2 separate regions of the Homo sapiens genome follow, and region 1 is linked to region 2. Evidence: chromatin contacts called from ENCODE Hi-C data. All regions are on one chromosome and are shown on one strand. Each heading gives the region's core, a stretch centred on a gene start or an enhancer-like site at or near the end of the contact. The rest is flanking DNA. Distances are from core to core; before and after follow the strand shown. Region 1 has its middle 27 kb from the start of BHLHE41. Region 2 holds the start of KRAS (KRAS proto-oncogene, GTPase).

Region 1 (6,640 bases), core at 2,536-5,035, 850 kb before region 2:
GCTCACCTGCATATTTTTTTTCTGGGTTAGAGGATCATGAGTTCTTGGGTTCGCTGTGGTCAGAGTCAATAGCTGTCTATCAGGAAGTTGCTTTATTAATGAGATAATTCAGAATTTCTTCCGGAACTTCAATCTGTTGCTGGGTAACAACCTGTACCTAAAATCTACACAGATCTTCAATTATCGCTTAGTTAGGAACATGCTAGGATTGCCCGGCTGTCAAACACTCTTAATTGCACTAGGACCGGTTAGTATCTCATGCATTTGGAGCACAAAAGCACTGAGCAAAGCATATGACTGTCTGGTCAAGTCAAGCCCGCCGTTCCAACATTAGGCAATTGTTTCCATGAACAGTTTTCACGCTTCTGATATGGAAAAGAGATATGATCATGGCTATTATTTGCTTTGTGTTTCTAATATGCTGAGCAGTGTTTTAAGCATATAACAACTGCTAATTCATTTAATTTATGAGGTAAATGTTATCATATAAAGAAACCTATGTGCTCAGAGGTTAAGCAACATGCTCCTAGTCATACAGCCACCCTTCACTAGGCTATTTTGCCTACTGTTATTTCAAAAGCTGGGGACAGGGGAAATAACATTAATTTGTTTCTCATAATGGCAGAAGACCGTTTCTTTCTGTTACTAAATTTACTATGAAGAATTTCATTGCAAATAGTTATGCAAGAGACCTTTTACAGCTATACTAATTTAACAGTGATGTAATCTTGATTCTAAAAAATATATATTTGGGTCAGAAAGAGTCTCACCATTTCCTTTATTGTATTTTCCCCCAATATGAAAATTGTTTTGTAAAGTTTTAGCATTTTTTCCCTTTCATATCTACTCTGATTGGCTTTCGGGACCAATACGAGTTACAAATTAGATGCTTCCAAAATATCTAGTTGAACATTTCACTCAGTCAATTGTTTTGTTGCCTAATGTAATATCCATTTGTTCCCCCAGAGAGAGATTTTCTTCAGTGTAGCAATGATTTTGGTGCTTTTCAGACACGATCAATTTAATAGCAAAATGCCTTACACCTCACAGGTACATAGTAATACTTAACAAATGAAATAATGAATGAGTTAATATGAACTTTTGACAATCCTATATTTATATCCACATCACATAGGAATGCTCAGCTTACAACTGTCTTTTAAAGAACATTATTAATCAGAATAAAACTTACTTCATGGGCCTAGCTACTAATAATTTCTTATTACTGACCATTTCCTTCTTTTAAGTGGTAGGATGGATAGGAAAGAGGGAGGAATAGTGAGGAATTCACAAATGAAAGAGAGACCCTTAGAATCTTGGTTCTCAAGCTTATGAGAACTAAAGGTCCCCTTTTATAACAAATATTTTCTTATGCTCCTTTACTAGCTTAAAATGAAATTTATAGAAAATATAGTCTGTAATGCACATTAATTTTAAAAAATATAACTATCATATATCAATAATATTATTAAAATAATGTAATGCCTTAACTTTGATATAAAGGAGAAATAAAAGAAATTATATATATAATTATATATAATAATATATAAATATATATATATTTAAGTATGGAAAGGCACAGATGGTAGCTATGCTACAAAATGTAATGAAGTAGTCAGGTGCTTATACTGTTAATATATTGATGCCAATATATTACCTTCAAGTTGACTCTTCTTTTCATATTTGACATTTTGAATAAAGAATAAAAAGTATATTTAAATGTATACTTAGAACCACCTTGAATCAAGAGCTACAAACACAGATTGTTATCAGTTTATTCTATTGGTGACTCAGTTCCAGAAGTTAAGATGCTCCTGTGAAATGAACTTCAAAGATGGTTAACAAACCTGGGTAAAGTTCTGAGTTAAATAAAGCATAATCTCTCCTCAACTCAACTGGTAGTTGTATTCTTGGAACACTCAATTTTATTAAAATGATGCTAGGGCTGTGAATGGTGGCCTGCATCTGTAATTCCAGCACTTTGGGAGGCTGAGGTGGGAGATTGCTTAAGCCCAGGAGATCAAGGCTGCAGTGTGCCATGATCTTGCCACTGCACTCCAGCCTGGGCATGAGATCTTGTCTCTAAAAACAAAAAGAGAGGAAAAAAAACCATGCTAAAAACAATTTATGCTTATATGTAAAACAGATAGGGCATTAAACATTGTGAGAGATAGGACAATAATTTTTCATTGTCAAGGGTTGACCTATGCTCTGTAATATGTTTAACATCCCTGGCTCTCTCACGCATATTTTTAAAAATTAACATTATTTTAATTGACAAATGATAATTTTATACATTTATGGGGTACAATGTGATGTTTTGATATAGGTATACAATGTGGAATGATTAAAACAGGCTAATTAACATATCAATTACCTCACTTACCATTTTTTGTTGGGAGATATTCTAAATTTATTCTCTTAGCTACTTTGAAATATACGTTATTATTAACCATATCACCCTGATATGCAATAGATCTCGAAAGATTATTACTTCTGTCTAACTGAAACTTTGTGCCCTTTGACCAACATCTCCCCATACCCTCTCACTCCTTCTCCCTTAGCCTTTGGTAGCCCCCACTTTACTTGTATGAGTTCGACTTTTTTAGATTCTACATGTCAGTGAGATCATGTGGTATTTGCCTTTCTGTGCCTGGCTTATCTCACTTAGTATAATGTCCTCCATGTTCATTCATGTTGTCACAAATGGCAGAATTTCCTTCTTTTTTAAGGCTGAATAGTATTTCCCTGTGTCTATGTACCACGTTTCTTTATCCACTCATCTGTCGATGAACGCTTAGGTTGCTTCCGTAGTTTGGCATTCACATTCTTGTGAATAATGCTGCAGTGAACATGGGAATGCAGATATCTCTTTTGCATGTTGATTTCAACACTTTTGAATACATACCCAGAGGTGGGATTGCTTGATCATATGGTAGTTCTATTTTTAGTTTTATGAGGACCCCCATACCATTTTCCATAATGGCTGTACTAATTTACATTCTCACTAACAGTGTAAAGGGTTCCCTTTTCTCCACATCCTTGCTAACATGTGTTATCTTTTGTATGTGATGTAGTATCTCATTGTGGCTTTAATTTGCATTTTCCTAATGATGAGTGCTGTTGAGCATTTTTTTCATGAACTTATTGGCCATTTGTGTGTCATCTTTTGAGAAATGTCTGTTCAGGTTCTTGGCCCATTGGTAAACTTCTTTGTTTGTTTTCTTGCTACCGTTTTTCCACCATCTTAAAAGGAAGTAGTTCCTGTAATCACTGAGACCACCAAAAACACCCCTGCAAAATTTCAAATACTATCTAGTAGATGGAACTGTCTCAATTGAGAACCACCACCCTGAAGGTTTATAGTAAGCTGGGATAAAAAGAACTTCTTTATGAAATATTGCCAGAGAATTTGGAATTCACAATAGTGGTTTCTTAGCATGTTATTTAATGGGACTTTCAATCTACATTTTCATTAAATTTGTATTTGGAAAATTGTGTTGGAACAAATGAATGCTATATTGCAAACTATATTTGAGCCAACTCAGTTGTAGGACAATGCTATTCTTATTTTAGCACAAACTGAATAACTCTCCACATCTTTGCAAATATACCCATCTTCACACATTCTGGTTTTTTTTTTTTTAAATAAAGTCTGGACTTCTGGATTCTTGTTCATAGTTAGGACAACCTGATTCTTTAATAATTCAAGCCAAGCTGAGTGAGTGTGGATTTGTAAAGACTGAGTAATCCCTTGACTCAGCAGTTTCCCTCTAAAATCTGTACTCTTCATGAATTACAAAATTAACACTTGGTATCACTCGATAGCTTAGTGTTCTCAGTGCAATGAGTTGTTCCTTTTGATCAAATCCATAGTAGATAAAAATTACCAATTACTACTAGGCTGTACAGAGAAACTAAGTTTAAAAAGATCTTTCAGACCATGTTACTTTGTCACTTCAGAAATGAGCCATGGAGTGTGAGCAGATAAAATATGTTCAATTGCTATTTCTTTATTGGCAAAGAAACACCTTAAATCTTCAGAACGAGCGGCCCATTCTCTTTCAGAAACACTGCAGCAAAGCAAATTAATATAAAGATAAAAAGAAAACTTCTTTAGTAATGTGTTTTCCTTCATTTTTTCAGGATCTCTTCAAGTAAGGATTCACCTAAGGCGCAGCTTTGGAGCCCTGGAAGGTGGCTGGACGGTAGCTGCTGCCCCCTAGTGTAAGACTCGTTGTTACTGCAGACATTGGATTCTTGAAATAACCAGGGACTCTCCCTACCCCCAGGGCCAAGTGAATGGGAAGTAAATTAATGTGCTTTGTTTAAATGATAGAGGTAATTGAGAAAGTTATAGTATATTATTCTTTCAGAATGAATAGTTAGAACACTTTTTGCTGACTCCCTGCAGAAATAGTCGTTTAATGTTTTTCTGTCATTGCTTCAAGTTTAATTTTCTCATCATTTTCTGCTTTTCTCACCTACAAGGTGGCTACAAAATTTGCAGGACCCAGCACTAAATGAAAAATGTGATGCCCTTTGTTCAACAAACAGGAAAAAATGCCACTAAAGGTACTAAAATACCTTTTCTTTTCTTCCATAGTCTCTCTCCTGACTAGTTATGGGGTTTTAAAATTTGCCATTTAATGCCAAATGGAAAATTGGCATTAAATGCCATTAAATGCCAAAGAAAAATGGAAAATTTTCATGATTAGCATAAATGTTACCATTTATCTTTATGATGTGTCCTTTAAGCACAAATATAAGAGCAAATGTAACTTCCATTATGTACAAATATACCTTGTGCTTTTGTATTACCAAAATTACACAATTTGAATTTTGTAGCTCACACATGCATGTATATTTGATTCTTACCAAAATAGTGAAAATGCTGGACAAAACTACTTTGTTTTTATGTCACTTCTTGATTCGTGCATATTCAACCAACACTGTCTGCCTTTGGTGTGCTGATGAGTAAGGAAGGACTGAAACGTAAAGGGACTCTGGGTTGCCCTATCTTTTGCTTTCCTTTCTTGTCAAAATTTTCAGCCTAAGTGCTGGCTGAAGAAGAAAGGATGTGATATAATTTCTGAGAATGCCATTATTTTTATCTGTGTTAGAAGCAAGTTGTGGTTCAAAAGGAAAGAGTGGCCTCTCAGTGTTCTCTCTTGCTCAGCTATAGATATAACACGCCTCCTTTATGAACTTTGAGTCTTGCACTGTGGGCCCCCTGGAATTCTGTGCTCTGGGACACTATGAATTCTGTATGCAGGTGAGGAGGGAAAGCATAGTACGTAGGCATGTTGCATGCATCTCTTCTGCTCACACATGCTCCATTGTCCTATCAGGATTCACTTACAAAACACAAGTTCAAAAATAAAATTGTTAAGCATTTCATGATGCTGAGAGCAGAGCAGTGAACTAAGCACAGGGCCTTTCTGAGTTCTATGCCCTGTACAACCATGCAGGTTACATACCCATGAAGTTGGCCCTAACTTGAATCAATTTCACAAAAGTACAGCCAAAATTAGTTTTTGCTTGTTTGGGCTTCCATTAACTCCCAATAGGAATGTATAATTCAGGCTCTTTGGAAGAATGTGGAGGAACTTTTAGTGAACTGGTCAGCAGTTACTCTCAGGCAGGAACAGCTGAAATGGGATTCTGATGGTAGAACCATGTGCTTGTTTCCTGGCCTCATAGCACCTTGACTTGCACACTGTTTTGAGTTTAGAGCCATCATTTTGAGGTGGGGATAAAGATTATTAATGTGGTTATTATAAGATGTTTTCTATATCTAATGAGATATGTTTTAAATGACTAAAATACTGAAGGATATTTGCTATAAAGAAACCTGCATAAATATGTGACTTCTGAAGCAAAATCAAGTTCACATTTAAAACTCAGTAGTACTTAAGCATAGACAAGTACTAGGATTTCTTCAGCTCAACTTTTCAAAAAGTGTGACTGTGCTTGCTAGGAGGAGTCATTTTAAATTGAAAATTTATAATTTACGAAAGATTCGGTAAAAATGCACTTGTTCTATGAGTACCAGCCTTGGGGAATGTGCTGAGTGAGCATGGGAAGAGGAAGTCCAAAGGTAGAAGGCAAAGTTCCTGCTTTCCAGGACCCACCTGGTTTGGAAGATCAGGACAGTATCTCTGAAATAATAATAATAATAATAATAATAATAATAATAATAATAATAATACAGTAGAAAATCCAATTTAAATTTTTTACTAGGCTGATAGTAAAATTTCATTTTACTCCATTTAGACAACAATCTTTTAAACACATATCTCAGCTCCCTCCCTGTGCCTTCTCAAATGGTATACTGAACTTCGTTTGGTCTTTGCTTGATGACTGATTGACATTAGCCTATTAGAATTTTTAAATGATTTCTCTTCTCCTCCCTTCTTTGTCCTCCTTCTCTGTGGTTAATTTTATGTGCCAGTTTACTGGATTACGGGTACCCAAATATAGGCTACATGTGATTTCTGGGAATGTCTGTAGGGTGTGTCTAGGTAAGGTTAGCATTTGGATGGGCTGAGTAGAGTAGTTTGTCCTCCCTCTGTGGGCAGGCATTATCCAATCTGTTGAGGGCCTGAATAGAACAAAAAGACAGAGAAAGGGAGAATTC
Region 2 (6,722 bases), core at 3,535-6,034:
CAGCTGGATATAAGAAGTTATTACAGACTTGGAAGCAAGATTAAGTCTCCGGGAAGGGGAGACTTAACTGGGACCAGAGATCATTTTCCCCTATAATTTTAAAGGTACTTATCATCTTTAGGTACTCATTAGGTACTTAGCTTGTAACTCTTTCCACTGTTCAAATATATACCCAGTATGCATGTAGCCTATATGGAGCAGGCACAGAGTAAATGTTTGATGATGATAAAAGACATGCGGAAGAAAGGTTAATTTGGCAACATCATAAAACTGAATTGAGACAAAGAAAGCCAGGAGGTAGGAAAGTCAATGAAGAAGTTATTCCAGAAATGTAGCTGAGAAGGAAGGAATACAGAAGAGGCAGATATGGGAAAATACTCAGGAAGTATAATTAAAAGGAGCTGTGACTAATTTTAATAAGGACTGGGTTAAAAATTAAGTTTTCATGTCTAAATGTTCTGGAGGACCATGATGTCACTCAGGTAAGATGGAGGAATTGAGAGAGGGAATTCGTTAGAGGGAATAACATGGGGAATTTGGCTTTGGACAGGCATTTGCCATGATAACAGAATATTCATTTAGAAATGGTCCAGGAAATTGGTTTGATGAGAATGAAGTGCCTGTGAAGAGAGAGGACTGAAGCTTGTTATAATTTCATTCACTTCAGGAATATTTACAGAGGACCCAAATGTGCTAAGAACTATGAAAACATAGAATTAAAAGAAATGGGCCTGGAATAATTTACAACCTAGTAAAGCAGTTATGGGAAAACATATTTGCAAAAAAGGTATACAAAGTATAATGAAATAAGTGTCCAGTAAGGATAAAGTGCAGAGTAAGTGAATTAAGCAGCACCCATTCATGTGTTCAAATTCCTGCCAGAGTCAAAAGGTTGTGCTGAAGTAGAGTCCATGAAAGCATCGTAGATGGCTCCTCCTGCTCAAGTTCCCCTGCTCTGCGTCCTGCTACTCTGGCCACAACCGTCTGGACCCAGGGTTGACACACAAACAAACACAATAATCTTTTAGCCAGACATAAAGAAGGCCAGCCACCAATCAGGAAAATTGTGTCCCATAAAGGCCCTTCCTATTGAACAGTGAATGACAGACATGGCCAGATCTTCTCTCTTGGAATGCTTTGAATGTTAGTCACAGAGAGTGACCACTAGAAGCACAGATAGCAGTAGAAGCTAAGACTACATGAAAAAGCAGTGGACAGATGGTGATTTATGAGAATGGCAAAATTACTAGAGTCATAGGCAATGGATACTTGTTAATGAAGGGATGAGCAGGGCCCCACAGCCTGTTGCTGGCTCACAAGTGCAGTTGATTGCTGGACTGAACAGCAGCTCTCCGCCTGATGATAGGGTTTTTTAAAGTGTCCTTATTGCCTTAAAGTAAATCCTCAGCATTTGCAGTGCTCTGAGGGTGTCCTAGCATTTTATACCTTTTTTCTAAGAGCCCAGGTAACATAAGGGTACTCCTGTTGTTCTGGCTTTAATTCTATCTGCAGAAGAGGGTTTCTTGTGAAAGAAAGGGTCAGTATGGTCTTTTATCTGTACAGCAGATAAAAAGGGTATGTACGTGCACACCTTTGTACGTGGCTGCCTTCCCAGGACAGTCTGACAGTAGAGGGTAGAAACTTCAGTTGTAGCTGAGAGCAGGCCTGGAATCCCCATGCTTATACTTTTTATTTCCTCCCCCCTTTCCCATTGTGATCACAGGCTACTTCAGTGTGCTTGTCCTTGGAGAGAGCAAGGGAAGGGAGAGCCAGGGAGACTGTTCAAGGGAGCCACCAGGCTCGAGAAAGAGGAACCCCTGAAGACAGTAGAAAGTGCAGGTGCCAAGAATTTGAATATCTACATCAGAGTTTCTCAATGTGCACACAGTGAACTACCAGTTTAGGATCATTTGATTTGCTAAAAATGAAGATTACTGGTCTACCTTAGACCAACTGAATAAAATATCTGGGTGAGGGGCCTAGGAACTTGCATTTTTGGTAGGCATGGCAGGTGATTCCTAAAGCATTTACCCTTGAGACCTCTATGTTAAGGAAAGAAAGGTAATGTTGCAAGGAGGTGGTGCCGGCTTCTAAGAAAGTACCCAGGACTGAACGGCAGAAAGACCTGACATACCATATGTATAAATTGCTGTGGAAGTGAAAAGGAAAGAGAAAGTGTCTGAGGTAAAACTGGAGTGTGGGGTGCGTGGAACAAATGGTTGGATGCAGATTTGCTTTACGAATCATGAGCCTAGATGATAACTGAGACCATGTGGATGGATTAGGTTTCTGCTAATGCCAGAATTTTTATAATCAGCATAAAAGTGCTATATAAAGCTTTCCCCTCTTCTATATTATAGTCCTTTTAAGATGTATGGAACATCAACTATAGGAAGAACATCATATTCACAGCTGTAAGAGGAAACAAGAACTTATCATGCACTTGATGTTGTACAAAATAAATCTGTGATTTATGCTTGAGTGACCACAAAGTAGCATACACATAAGCGCAAATTCATTCATTTAAGAATTCCTTGTGTCTATTATGTACGAGATAAGTATCTCTGAGCTGCACGGAATGTGGCTTATCAGAAGGTGACCTAAGTTTCAAAGCAGATTTTGTTAAGATGAAGACAGAGATTGACAGGAGGTTTAAGACACTCTGTCTAAAGTAAAGATTTAGAGTCACAGAGTTCATGGATTAGGATTTAGAATCCACAGAGGGTCCACAGATTCACTCATTCAACATTCCATAAATATTTATTGAATGCCTTTTTGTGTCAGAGACTGTCTTAGGTGCTGGAAATTTAGCAGTAAATGAAACAGACCAAAACCCATGCCCTCATGGAGCTTACATTCTGATGGTAGAGAGACAAGAAAACAAAATAGATAGTGTATTATTGAAGGTGATGAGAGCTCTGGAGAAAAAGTAGGAAAAGAGACAGATCTGGGACAAGGGCGAAATTACAGTATCAAAGATGATCTTTTTAGGGAAGATCTCCTTTTAAAAACACTTTGGAACAAAGATTTAAATGAGGTGCCAGAGGGGTAGCAAGTGCATATTCCCTGAGGAAGACGCCTGCCTGGCATTTTCAAGGAACAGCCAGTAACCAATGTTTATCTACGTAAGTAAGGAAGGGAGAACAGTAGGATGAGAGTTCAGAGAAGAGGGTAGGGGATATCAAATAATTTAAGGCCATGTAGGATTTTTGAGAAGAATTTTGCTTTTATGTCAAGTGGAATGAGGGCCACTGATGATCTGGGAGTAGAGTGACTATGATCCGACATGAAGTATACTCCATTTTTTAACTATGTGAACTTGTGCCAACGTTTTAACCTCTAAATCTGTTTCGTCATTTGTAAAACGGTAAAAAGTATTTTACCTCATAAGGTTGTCGTGATGATTAAATAAGATGATACGATAAGTGCAAAAGATTTAGCTTGTACTTAACATAGAGTAGGCACATTTTCTCCCCTTCCCTGTCTTTCACTTTTCTCTTCTGCCCCTTCCACCTGGCGCTAGGAGGGGGAGACTGGAATAAACCTTGCAGATTACAGCCCGTGTAAGAGTAGAAAGGAAAGGATGACAGTTGATGTAAAGCCTTGGTTAACAGACATAATAGCTGGGATTTAAATTCAGCTTTATTGGTGGTTTATGATGTGGACTAGAGGAATGGAACTGAAAGTCTCGGAGGAGGGGCGATCCTATCAGGTACAGGCGCTGCTTTTCCAGCCCTCAATCCTCAAGACTCTCCCAAGATACATTTCTAGGTAGTTTATCAACACAGACTCCGGGTATGCTAGCATGTTTAATTGCCCCATTGTTTAATGTCTTAACTCCACGAACTTTAACTGATTAATCTGTCTTCTAATTAATGTTTGAATGACTCTCCTCAGGTCTAAACTACCAAGGCCATCTCTACTTAAAAACAGTTGTCTTTTGTTTGTGATTTCAGGGGCCCTGGGTATAAGCGAAGTCCCTGTTTAGAGACCTTGTGATGGGTTCAAAATATCAAGAAAGATAGCAAAATATCACAAGCCTCCTGACCCGAGAAGATTAGCGTTGAAAGGGTCTGTCGTGTTTGTTTGGGCCTGGGGCTAAATTCCCAGCCCAAGTGCTGAGGCTGATAATAATCGGGGCGGCGATCAGACAGCCCCGGTGTGGGAAATCGTCCGCCCGGTCTCCCTAAGTCCCCGAAGTCGCCTCCCACTTTTGGTGACTGCTTGTTTATTTACATGCAGTCAATGATAGTAAATGGATGCGCGCCAGTATAGGCCGACCCTGAGGGTGGCGGGGTGCTCTTCGCAGCTTCTCTGTGGAGACCGGTCAGCGGGGCGGCGTGGCCGCTCGCGGCGTCTCCCTGGTGGCATCCGCACAGCCCGCCGCGGTCCGGTCCCGCTCCGGGTCAGAATTGGCGGCTGCGGGGACAGCCTTGCGGCTAGGCAGGGGGCGGGCCGCCGCGTGGGTCCGGCAGTCCCTCCTCCCGCCAAGGCGCCGCCCAGACCCGCTCTCCAGCCGGCCCGGCTCGCCACCCTAGACCGCCCCAGCCACCCCTTCCTCCGCCGGCCCGGCCCCCGCTCCTCCCCCGCCGGCCCGGCCCGGCCCCCTCCTTCTCCCCGCCGGCGCTCGCTGCCTCCCCCTCTTCCCTCTTCCCACACCGCCCTCAGCCGCTCCCTCTCGTACGCCCGTCTGAAGAAGAATCGAGCGCGGAACGCATCGATAGCTCTGCCCTCTGCGGCCGCCCGGCCCCGAACTCATCGGTGTGCTCGGAGCTCGATTTTCCTAGGCGGCGGCCGCGGCGGCGGAGGCAGCAGCGGCGGCGGCAGTGGCGGCGGCGAAGGTGGCGGCGGCTCGGCCAGTACTCCCGGCCCCCGCCATTTCGGACTGGGAGCGAGCGCGGCGCAGGCACTGAAGGCGGCGGCGGGGCCAGAGGCTCAGCGGCTCCCAGGTGCGGGAGAGAGGTACGGAGCGGACCACCCCTCCTGGGCCCCTGCCCGGGTCCCGACCCTCTTTGCCGGCGCCGGGCGGGGCCGGCGGCGAGTGAATGAATTAGGGGTCCCCGGAGGGGCGGGTGGGGGGCGCGGGCGCGGGGTCGGGGCGGGCTGGGTGAGAGGGGTCTGCAGGGGGGAGGCGCGCGGACGCGGCGGCGCGGGGAGTGAGGAATGGGCGGTGCGGGGCTGAGGAGGGTGAGGCTGGAGGCGGTCGCCGCTGGTGCTGCTTCCTGGACGGGGAACCCCTTCCTTCCTCCTCCCCGAGAGCCGCGGCTGGAGGCTTCTGGGGAGAAACTCGGGCCGGGCCGGCTGCCCCTCGGAGCGGTGGGGTGCGGTGGAGGTTACTCCCGCGGCGCCCCGGCCTCCCCTCCCCCTCTCCCCGCTCCCGCACCTCTTGCCTCCCTTTCCAGCACTCGGCTGCCTCGGTCCAGCCTTCCCTGCTGCATTTGGCATCTCTAGGACGAAGGTATAAACTTCTCCCTCGAGCGCAGGCTGGACGGATAGTGGTCCTTTTCCGTGTGTAGGGGATGTGTGAGTAAGAGGGGAGGTCACGTTTTGGAAGAGCATAGGAAAGTGCTTAGAGACCACTGTTTGAGGTTATTGTGTTTGGAAAAAAATGCATCTGCCTCCGAGTTCCTGAATGCTCCCCTCCCCCATGTATGGGCTGTGACATTGCTGTGGCCACAAAGGAGGAGGTGGAGGTAGAGATGGTGGAAGAACAGGTGGCCAACACCCTACACGTAGAGCCTGTGACCTACAGTGAAAAGGAAAAAGTTAATCCCAGATGGTCTGTTTTGCTTGGTCAAGTTAAACCCGAAGAAAACCCGCAGAGCAGAAGCAAGGCTTTTTCCTTGCTAGTTGAGTGTAGACAGCAATAGCAAAAATAGTACTTGAAGTTTAATTTACCTGTTCTTGTCCTTTCCCCTATTTCTTATGTATTACCCTCATCCCCTCGTCTCTTTTATACTACCCTCATTTTGCAGATGTGTTCTACATCTCAAGAGTTATTACAGTACTCCAAAACAGCACTTACATGATTTTTTAAACTTACAGAGGAATTGTAGCAATCCACCAGCTAACCGCCTGAAATAGACTTAAACATGTGCATCTCCTTTTTTTTTTTTTTTTTGAGACACAGTCTCGCTCTGTTGCCCAGGCTGGAGTGCAATGGCGCGGTATCGGCTCACTGAAACCTCCGCCTCCTGGGTTCAAGCAATTCTCCTGCCTCAGCCTCCCGAGTAGCTGGGACTAGTAGGTGCACGCCACCATGCCCAGCTAATTTTTGTATTTTTAGTAGAGACAGAGTTTCATCATGTTGGTCAGGATGGTCTCCATCTGCTCTGTTGCCCAGGCTGGAGTGCAGTGGCGCCGTCTCGGCTCACTGCAACCTCTGCCTCCTGCATTCAAGCAATTCTCCTGCCTCAGCCTCCCGAATAACTGGGATTACAGGTGTCTGCTGCCATGCCCGGCTAATTTTTTGTATTTTTAGTAGAGACGGGGGTTTCACCATGTTGGTCAGGCTGGTCTAGAACTCCTGACCTCGTGATCTGCCCGCCTCGGCCTCCCACAGTGGCATGTGCATCTTATAGCTGAAGTCTAAGCCTTCTTAAATCTTGAGATCCATCAAAACAGACAGGTTTTCTAATTGTTATACAATGTATATGTTATGTTTATAATAGAAATCATTTTACAAATAAGTTATAAATGGGAAAGGTCTATTTGTAATTATC

Evidence for each region. A loop is a pair of places that touch in the nucleus more often than their neighbours do. Pooled maps may share reads with other maps.
Region 1: a loop to region 2 is called in a map of PC-9, with 2.5 times the contacts of the local background. The contact joins the enhancer-like site here to the promoter of KRAS in region 2. A Hi-C loop is called at or near these places in 2 of 168 maps with a recorded cell type or tissue (PC-9 and gastrocnemius medialis) and 1 of 50 pooled maps.

Annotation. Positions count from the first base shown.
Region 1 is chr12:26,094,821-26,101,460 of GRCh38, reverse strand. No RefSeq gene overlaps it. Among named protein-coding and RNA genes, the nearest start is that of BHLHE41, 27 kb to the left of the region's middle. RefSeq lists a silencer at 4,266-4,335. Within about 2 kb of position 3,785, at least 3 of the 41 ENCODE cell types and tissues checked have a DNase peak (open chromatin) inside an H3K27ac peak, as active enhancers do.
Region 2 is chr12:25,248,991-25,255,712 of GRCh38, reverse strand. It overlaps KRAS (KRAS proto-oncogene, GTPase), which reads left to right and starts at 4,784. Exons shown (of 5, transcript NM_004985.5): 1 at 4,784-4,962. RefSeq lists silencers at 4,224-5,073, 5,134-5,183.